2 separate regions of the Mus musculus genome follow, and region 1 is linked to region 2. A link is a loop called in an ENCODE intact Hi-C map of the cell type or tissue named here. Cell type or tissue: left cerebral cortex. All regions are shown on one strand.

Region 1 (5,000 bases), 160 kb before region 2:
CCTCCTTGGAGCCTGTCTCCAGGGAGTGAGCAGTTGCAGGCAGCTTCTGAGACCCAGTCCTTCTAGACCCTTCTCCCTAAAGGTACCCCACCACACCTCATGAAATAAGGGCTCCAGAAGAGCAGAGCCTTCAGCCTGCCCAGCTACCTTGCCTTGGAACTTGTGTTCCGGAAACATGAAGGCCTGCTGCTTGCCTATTGGGACAGATGTCCACTGCATTCCCTGCCCCTCTGGTTCCTTCCCTAGGAAAATGGAAAGCTTTGACGTCGTCTCAGTCCACCATCACAGAACTTTTTGTTTTCTCTCTGTTAGGCCTGTCTCGTCCCCATTAAAGGTCTAGACTGCAGCCTGTATTCTCTCAGGTTCACCAGCCAAGGAAGGCTCTAACCTGCCATGCCTTAGGGCTAGTTCAGGAGAACATCCTGGCATCCTGTTCTGTAGAGCTGTGTAACTCTTAAGGGTAAAGTAGCTCTGTGTTGCCAAACCATGAATGAATGAGAACAACTGCTGATAAGGCAGGTTGAATTGGCATTTGCTGCATCTTGAAGATTGGATGCACAAGCACCTTTACATACACAGAGACTACCGGAATCAGTTTCTTCTGTGTTGACATCCTTGCATTCCCTTGTTCCTTTTCCTCCTTCACCCAGCAAGGAAAACAGAACAGAACAAAACAAAAACCAGGCTAGATGTCCCTGTCTGTAATTCCAGCACTCAGGAGGTATGAGGGTCAGGAGGTCGAGGCTTCATGAGACCTGCCTCCAAAGGCAAACAGTTGAAAAGAGGCTTAGTGACTAAGGAGACCCCCGTGTCTGCCTCAGTGATCACTGGCTACTGGATATGAGAGGTGGTTATGGGTGTTCACTGTTCTGGACTCCTGCATTAAGTAAACCATATGGCAGTCTGAAAAGCTGGTACATAATCTTTCATTTTGGCACTTTTCTGCCACCTACAAGCTAGGTCCTGTTAGATCCAAAGTGGCAGCACTCGGCTCTCTTAGTCATTGCTTTGAATTGTAAACAAACATAGCATGATCTGGCGTTGTCACCAGCCAGCATGTCTCAGTAGCCACTCAATTAATACTTGTGAGGCCCAGATGAGGGATGCCCCTGCCAACTGCCATCTCTTAACAACAGAACACTATCAAAAGGTAATTTGAAAGTTTCTTCAGGAAAGGGAAGGCACCGAGCTGAAAGCACCAGAACGTGCGTACCTTTCCCCAGTGAAGAAGAGTACAAAAGAAGTCTAGCTCCAACTCCTAGGAACGCTCCTTGCTGCAAACACCTGGCCACTTCCCAGTTTACCATTGAGTATAAAAATAGCAGTGTTTGTATTTCAGATCTGATTCTTCCCAGGATTCTGGAGGACAAGGAACCACTGAGGGGATCCATATTTTGCTGACTCTCCTGAACATCTTGGGCCAAAACCTATTTCTTCTGTTTGTCTGTGGACTTTGTTTCACTTGGACAGCTCTGGTCTGCAAGAAACAAAAAATTACTTAGAGATGATCCTTGCAAACCAAAGGTTCCACTATTATGAGCCACAAAAACATTTTGCCAATTTACTTTTTCCCCAAGAGGTTCACAGCTTACAAAAGAAACTGCAAAGCACTCTTCAGTATGAGGTTGCTAACAAGACTTAGATTCACAATGAAGTTCATAAGACTTCATCAAACCGTCCTTCCACCATACTAAGTAATAATCAGAAAAGGCGAGCTTATCAATCTGATGACACTCCCGATAAAGTAAGGTGGTAGTTTAAACACACCAAAAGGATCCAAAAAGGTAAGGATGCAACGAAGAGCACCCGCGGTAAACACTGGATACGGATTTGGGAGAGCTGAAGCTTACTAACTTAGACTTGTCAAAACTGGATCCAGAGTGAGTGCTTAGAATCAGAACCATACAACAAAGTAGTAAATGTGGGTCCCTTCCTTGTGATATGTTTAAGGAGATCATTAGGTTTGTGTATTAGAAGTGCATCTCATTGTGGCATGGCTCTGCCCATCAGGAGGACTACAACTCCCAGCAACCCATGCCCATCTTAAAGTACTACAACTTCCAGTAACTCATTGCCCTTATGTAGCCTCTTCAGTTTCAAGGTGAATTGGCCAGTCTCACAACTTAGTCTTCTCATCTGTAGGTGAGGTAATATGAGGACAACATGACACAATGTAGGTCAAGTTAGTATAGGGCTTGACATGTAGTCATTAAGGATTTGTAGTTATTACTGAATGAAGAAAAAAAAAGAATAAAAGGAGGGCATGGTATACTAGGTACGGTAGAGGAGAAGTCTTATGGTAGATAGGAGGGAGAGTGCAGACAGAGGCATCAGGGAGAGAGTCCATAGTGGACATGACCAGCAGACTGAGGTGGATCATGTGAGGAGAAGTGAGAAGGAAGAAGAGGGATAGAGAGGAGGGAGCTTGGAGCAAGAGGCCAAAAGGGCTGGTGTAGCCAAAATGGCTGGATTCTATAGGGAAGAGCAGCTAGGGGAAGGGCAGCCCAGCCCTTGGGCTGCAGAAGTTTAGGGTAGAGGGCAGAGTATGCCAGCCAAGAGGACCCTGTAACAGGGACTGAGGGATGCTGGGAGAACCTGGCCACCAGATCCAGTTTGATCCAGTTAAATCAGCGCCTCAGCTCTTTGTCCCAGGTTTGAGACCTAACAACTACTCTAACTTCAGCTGCCTTGTACACTTGGACTGTAAATATTTGTAATTGACTTGTGTAATGAAACACTTTTATTACAGATAATCTCATTTTATTGCCAAGCACACACACACACAAGAAGAGAAACTTGCATTAGGGGATCCACCCACCGCCTTTTTTTTAAAGAAAAGTTCTCATGATGCAGCCCTAAATGTCATGGGATGCTCTACATAGACCGGGCTAACCTCAGACTCACAAAGCTATATCTGTTTACGCTGCCCATGTGCTGAGATTAAAGGTATGGACCACTATGCACTATGTATATCTCATTCAGAATATCTCACTGTCTTGCAAACCTGAGGGTGTGTGTGTGTGTGTGTGTGTGTGTGTGTGTGTGTGCATATCATACCAGTGATCCTCATTCTTGACCTATCAATTTGGAAGATATAACAACCACGAGCCTTAACTCAACTGGAGAGAACTGTAGAAAACACGAGTCAGTTTTCTAGTGTTGTGTGCTGGGATCCCCTCAATCTCTCCAACTGCAAAAACAAAAGAGTTGCTAGAGAACAATTTGTTCTCTGAGCTCCGCACAGCAGAGGAAATACAGGAGGAGTGGGGAAATTGTGTTGGGAAAGTCATAAGCCACCTTTTTTAGGGCGGGCGAGATGACTCAGCCAGAAGGGTGCTTGTCATCAAGCATGACAGCCTGCGTTCAATCCCTGAGATCCACACAGTGGAAGATGAAAACTAACTCCCACGAGTTGCCCTTTGACCTCAACATGCCTGTTCCCTCCCTCTACAGGAATAATAAATGTAATTATAATTTTTAAAGAAGGTCTGTTTTCAGGTCCTTGGGCAGGGGGGCAGGGAATTGCTACAGAAGTTAAATACTTCAGTTACATAAGAATTTTTAAAAATAAATGTTACTGGTCTACTTGTGTGCCAAAAACAGCCATCCAAAGAGAGGAACAGCAAGCTTCTGCATTCTGAGGCTTGAAAGGAGGCCAGACCATGCAGAAGGTAAAGGCGTGCACGGTGAATCCTCAACACATCTCAGCAGCCGAGTGCTATTACCATCATCAGGAAGGAGAGACAACCGGATCCAAATTCCATTTCAGCCACCTGTGTGACTCTACAAGTTTTAATTTTTTCTTACACTTATTATTTACTGGGAGACATGTACACGGTGGCATCCTACATGTGTGGAGGCCAGAGTGTGTGACTAATTCACTTTGCAGTGATCATCGTCGTCACTGCCACTACCACTAACAGTGTCTTGGTGACCATTTTCAGACTTACTCATCAATAAGACTTCCGGGGTACAATATTCAAAATGCCTTCCCAAATGTGCCAGGGATCTGAAAGTCTCCCTTTGGGAATATAGTGTGCAGTGGAGTCTCATTTCCTGAGAGACGAAACTTCCATCTTAGCCCACTTCCATCTTAGCCCGCACTTGGGAATCGAAAGCATGCAAAATCATGCCCAGGTTTCTTGGTCTTTCACTGTCAGTCTCTTAAATATGATAGGATGGCTGAGCATTTGGAAAAAGGGTGAAATTTCAGAGTAACACCCCCCACCCAAATACCATAAGAAACCTTGGTAAGGGACTATAATATGGAACTATAGAGCTGGCTCAGTGGTTAAGAGCACATACTGCTCTAACAGAGGACCACCATTGGGTCCCAGCACCCACGCTGACTCACAACTGCCTACACCTCCAGCTCTAAGGGATCTGATGCCTCTGTAGACACCTATACTGTTGTGCACACACACAAAGAATATGAAATCTTATAAAGAATCATGTTACCCTCACAGGAGAAAACACTGCATCGTGTAAGGGGGTAAAATGCAACTTTTAAAAAGAGCTCATGGAAACTGAAATATGGGAGAAAAATTATCTATTCAAAATAAAAATTAAAAGAGTTAAGAAGACATAAATGGAAAGCTAAAGTAGGGAAAAATAAAAAAATTAGAAGATTAGACTGGAACAAGAAAATGAACAGAATTGAAAGCTGATTGGAAGGACTGCTGAGGTGCCTTTGAGAAAAACAAATTAAACCCTGAGAGAAAAAGAAAAGCAGAGATTTAAAAAAGAGAGCTAGAGGGGCTGGGGTATAACTGTGTTAACAGGGCTCTCACCAGACATGTACAAGGCTCTGGGTTCCAGCTGACACAGGTAGTTTGCAGGGATAACTTAGTAACCTGGGACCCTCCCACCCAACACCTGCAACAAGTGATACACAAACCTGTCTCCAGATAATGTAGCTGATCACGCTGTGCCTTAGCAACCCCTAGTTACTTCCTTTTTGTGACCAGACACATCCTGGAACATAGTCTGAGATTTGAGGC
Region 2 (5,000 bases):
ATTTCCCTGCAGGCAAAGGCATAGAACAATAGTTCTGCACGGCAACAGCTGCTTTGTTATGCTTGAGGTAGGAATTGTGTTGATGGGCAATGTAAACTAAACAACTCTCCCGCTGCATTTGAAGAGATCTTGACAGCTCGAGTCTCACAGGTCTCTGTTTTGTTCCTTGAAGAATCCACACTGTGAAGAACTCGTGGTGCAAACATATTGGGTCCCTGGGAAAGTGTCCCTGTCTGGGGACTCACGTGATGGGGATGTATTGCAGCCTAGTTCTGAAGGCTGGAACGCCAGGATCTCGGGGTCAGCAGGGCTGGACTCCTCCAGGGCCTCTCTCTTTGGCTAGTGGGGTGTTCTAGTTGCTTCTCTTGTCTCTTCTCATGGCCATCCCTTGGTGTGTGTCCCTGTGTCCCACTCTCCTCTTATGGCCACAGTGGTCACTTGGGGCTGTGGCTTACCTAGATGACCTTGGTTTACTTGGTTACTTCTTAAAAAAAAAAAAAAAACTTCAAATATAGTCACATTCAAAGTTCTGGGAATTAGGACCTAATATAGGATTTTGTATTTGGATCTGAAATGTCCCCCAAAGGACCTTTTACTTGATATTATTTAACAATGGTGAAAATCCATTAGTTGATATAATGATCTCTCTCTCTCTCTCTCTCTCTCTCTCTCTCTCTCCATGGCTAGGAGACAAGCACCTTACTTTACCAAAGTCTTCCTCATTATATGCTAATTTCACTAAGCCTAAAAACCAACTGACCATAGCCAGAAAGTTTCAAGATTGTAAACCTGAGTAAATCTCTCCCTCTCCCTCCCTCTTCTCTCTCTCTCTCTCTCTCTGTGTGTGTGTGTATGTGTGTGTGTGTGTGAGAGAGAGAGAGAGAGAGAGAGAATGAATATGTGTGTGTTATATTGGAATCCTGTACTTTGAGCATGTCAAGCACATGCCCTACCTAATCATTATATTCCTAATTCCCTTTTTGCTTTATAATTTTATTTGTCACAGGTATTTGTTACAGTACCAAAAAAAGCTAACATACACATTGAGGGACATAATCCAGTCCATAACAGTGGGGCTGGCCCTTGGCATAGGGTATCTGTCCAGTTGATGAAAACCTCCTTTGTAGTTTCCAAACTATGAACTTTATCCCGAAGCTTATATTTTTCATCTTCATTTACTTTCCAAAGCCAGTTTTCAGTTTTCCCCATGGCTGTCTCTGGTGGGATGGGAGAGAACGACCCTGACCTAAAGACCATAAAGAGGTCATATCTGGCCTCCATTCATGCTAGTGATGAAGGAGCTAGAAAATGTTTCACTGAATCAATGGTAAATAACTCCAACCTGAACCAGACTAGCACGCCTGTGTGATGGCTCCCAGGTTCCTAGAACAGGATGGCAACCTGAATTGTCACACAGCTATGTCAAATAGAACACTGTGTGGTGGTGAGAATGTTCATATCTGTCCCACACAGTGGCTACTCACCCTGTATCACTAGAGTATCCATGGGGCTGGATTTCTGATTTTAAGCCATTGCCAAATCAATGGCTATACATGGATAGATGTTATCGTCTTGGACGACATAGTCCAAGGGCAAGGATAAATAGGCACAGCCCTGGTACTTGCCGATTCTGTAGAACTGGGGCACCAGAGCACCACCCCTCCTACGACAGCCACTCTACATCCTCTATTAGCTTGAAGTGGCCTTTGGAGAAAGAAGCTATCACAAACGTTGGCTCAAGTATTCAGTCCCTGCCACTAGCTTCAAGTTGGGGTGCCCATAAAGAGATGGCTTGGTTTATTGCCTTGGATACAAAAGTCTCCAAGAGACCAGATGAGCATAGCTAGGAATGTTCTTAGCCACAGTGGAAAAGTTCCTGACTATGAAAGGTGTGCCTGTGGAAATATTAACCTGGAATATTGGTTGATAGCAATTTTGAGCCCACCATGGACCCCTTTTCAGGAGCTTTGCTGAGAGTGCAAGCTAGAGAACTCGGGGCTTGGGTTAAAATAGATGCAGTCTACGTTCCTTATTCCTTACTCATTGTTTTTAGCATTGCTTCGTAAAGCCCCATACTATGAGCAGTTAAGTTCTGTGGAGAATCAAGTCGCTCTTGCTCACAGTGGTTATCATGCCCCAGGCTCTGGGAAGCTCAGGTAGGCCAACCATTTTTATTTGTTACTTCACAGAGGTAAGCAGGGTAGGAGTTACCCAAGACAATGAAGGTAGCCATTACCTTTCGTCAGGCTAAGTATATAATTTCCCCAGTGATCCTCTGAGTAATAACAAAAACTTATGTGAGGTACATGTAGTGTTATATTCCCTGGGGCTTAATATGGCTCTCAGTAAAATTGATTTTCTGAAATCTTGCAATATACCTCATCAAACTAAATGAAACCTGCACTGCTTTTATAAGAAGTGATTGGATTTCGTGTGATAAATTAACCCTCACCGTCAGAGAGGTGCTGGGGAATAGGATGGTTCATTTCAGCCCCCATAGAGACCGTCCAGGATTTTAATTTTTTTCTACAGGACTTCATTCAATTCCCTCTGGGATTGGAAGGAGGTCTCACCCAACCCAGAATCTCCTAGGATTTAGCCAGCACGGCTGAAAAGAATTTCTGTCTTTATACTAAGGGGTATTGCTGACTTCTGAGGTCAGAGGTGAGAGGTGATGCCACACAGGGAATTTTGGAGAGTTCTTAGGGAAATAGGTCTCGTGAAATGGCAGAAGAGGGCTTTATCCGAGAGCAAGATCACATCTCTCCCCTCTGCAACACAGCCAGCTTTGTTGGGAGGTGTGTGGTACCGCCTTGCCTGCTCTTTAAGCTTTATATATTGTTTGTATATTCATAACACTTCTTGGGTGGCTGAAATCAGCTTTGCAACTCGGAGAGAAAACGCCTGGCTATCTGAAACAGAACATTCTCTCTGTAAATAAGCACGGGAATCGTGCCTTAAGCGACCCAAGGGGGACATCTTCTTTTGGAAGGGAAAAGTAAGTATGATTGGGCTTTGATTCAATCCATCCCTAGGAGACGGTTCCTAGGGTTCCTTTTGCAGCCTGAGAGAAATCACTCCAAGCAAATCCAAGGGAATGACAGGGTCTTCTTCTGTCGGGGTGGTCAGAATCTATTAGGCACAAGAACACAGCTTTCTATGACGATACTGAAATCCAAGGGCTATTGTGCATCATGGGCCCGGGCAATGCATAGCAGCCCTGCTTACTTGGCTGTCCCTTCATGCAGACAGCATGCTGCTCAAAATCTGACTCCCTTCAGTATGGTGGGCTTGATAAGAGCAGGCAGACCTTCTGAGTGTAGAAATAGATGAGGCTCAGTCTGGACAAAGGCCATTGCTTCTGTCCCTGATCTAGCTCGGAGCATGTTGATTCTGGGTCCATATGCACTCATACCATAAGTATATTATGAAGGTCAGAGGTCAACTTTATAGAGTTGGCTCTATCCTTCCAACTTTATGTGGGTTCTGGGGCTCAAACTCTGATCATCAGACCCTGCGAGTGGCTTTACTCACTGAGCTATCTTGCAGCCTCTTTATTTTCTTTATTAAAGTAACAATCAAAACATGGTGACATGCAGTTGTCCTGGTCTGCCTCCCTTCTTATTTGCCTGCATTCTTAGTGCACGACCTGGGTGCTAAACATATGAAGTGCTCAGGGAAACCTGGTTGAAAGAAAAAGAAGATAGAGTTCACTGAGGCCAGCCAAGAGGCAAATGGCTGCCTTTAGCAGTTATGTGGAAGCTAGGGCAGATTCCTATCTGGGTCACAGGGCCAGGTCACCATGTTCCTTCTGTATGGAATCTCTTCCATGTACTGCTGAGGCATGACCATTTTCTATTTGGTTTTGTATTACCCTGTCTAGACCTGGAACGTGAACCTCGGTCCCTGAGCCCTGGCAGGTTTGGTGCAGATCCTAGATTCCCTTGAGATCCAGTTCTCATTTCATCTTAAACAGAGAAAACGGGGGCAGGAGCTTGGACTGTGAAATTCTTGCTTCTTAAGAATGAGGACATGCTGACACCCCTCCTCCACCTCTGAAGGCAGTATAGAAGCATACATTTTTAGTTTCAGCTTGGGGAAGACAGAGATGGATAGATCCCTAAGTTTGCTGGCCAAAGAGTCTACCCTATATATTGAGGTCCCAGCCAGTGAGAGACCCTGGCTCAAAAAAAAAAAATAAAGATAGATAAGACCTGAAGAAGGATTCTTGAGGTCAAACTTTACCCCTCCTCCCAGTGCATACATGTGCACTGTACCTGTACACACACACGCACGTGCATGAAACCCCCCAACACTATAAAATAAAGAAGATAAATCTAGGGAACTGTTGTGACCTAGCGGTTGCAATCTCTTATTGTTTTCCTTTGACCTCAGGATGCTGAAGAATACAGGCATGTGTGTGCATGTGTGCACATGTGTGCACATGTGTGAGAAGGTGGGGGAGTAAACTGGAACACAGTTCCTTTCTTTGTGGTTGCAAAGAGCACCTTCTAAGAGAGCTCTGACCCTTCCATAACATGCTAAATGTTCATTTTTATTTAGTTTCTACTTTCTTCGTATTGCAGCAAGAATCCTGGTTTCCAACTTTCACTTCTATAAATAAGGGCATTTAAGAGAATTGCAGGGTATTTATATCCTCTCTAGCTTCTGTTCTATCTCACAAGAGCACATTATTCCAGGAGATGCCTGTGCTCCCATGTTGCTCCAGAACGTGAAAAAAAGAGGTTTCCTAGCATTGAGGACGACCTAGAGTTGGATGCCCACTGCTGAGACATCACTTGGCCCAGATGTGTCCAGATGGGCTGTGTTGTTGGTCTTTATTGCCTTGATGAGCTGATTTTAGAGACACGCTCAGTGGGCTGTCACCGTGGCTGTGAGACTCTGACAAAGGTCCTCAAGAACCTGTTTCCCAGATCTGCTGTTGCATCTGTAGAATTAACTCCCCCTTTTACTGGCCCCGACCCTGGCTTTGGATGTGT

What was found. A loop is a pair of places that touch in the nucleus more often than their neighbours do. Peaks named below come from ENCODE experiments on the same cell type or tissue, not always from the same donor. Only the 100,000 strongest peaks of a DNase experiment are listed, where the experiment ranks them.
Region 1: it touches region 2 in a loop (4-fold over the local background); 4 of 42 quality-filtered maps call a loop at or near these places.

What each region holds. Positions count from the first base shown.
Region 1 is chr3:84,981,898-84,986,897 of GRCm38, forward strand. No RefSeq gene overlaps it. Among named protein-coding and RNA genes, the nearest start is that of Gm30944, 39 kb to the right of the region's middle. In left cerebral cortex, no CTCF peak of the experiment used is centred here; DNase peaks (open chromatin) are centred at 146, 470, 962, 2,677 and 2 more places; H3K27ac peaks cover 4,914 bases.
Region 2 is chr3:85,140,600-85,145,599 of GRCm38, forward strand. No RefSeq gene overlaps it. Among named protein-coding and RNA genes, the nearest start is that of Gm31096, 21 kb to the left of the region's middle. In left cerebral cortex, no CTCF peak of the experiment used is centred here; DNase peaks (open chromatin) are centred at 3,044, 4,021 and 4,691; H3K27ac peaks cover 2,917 bases.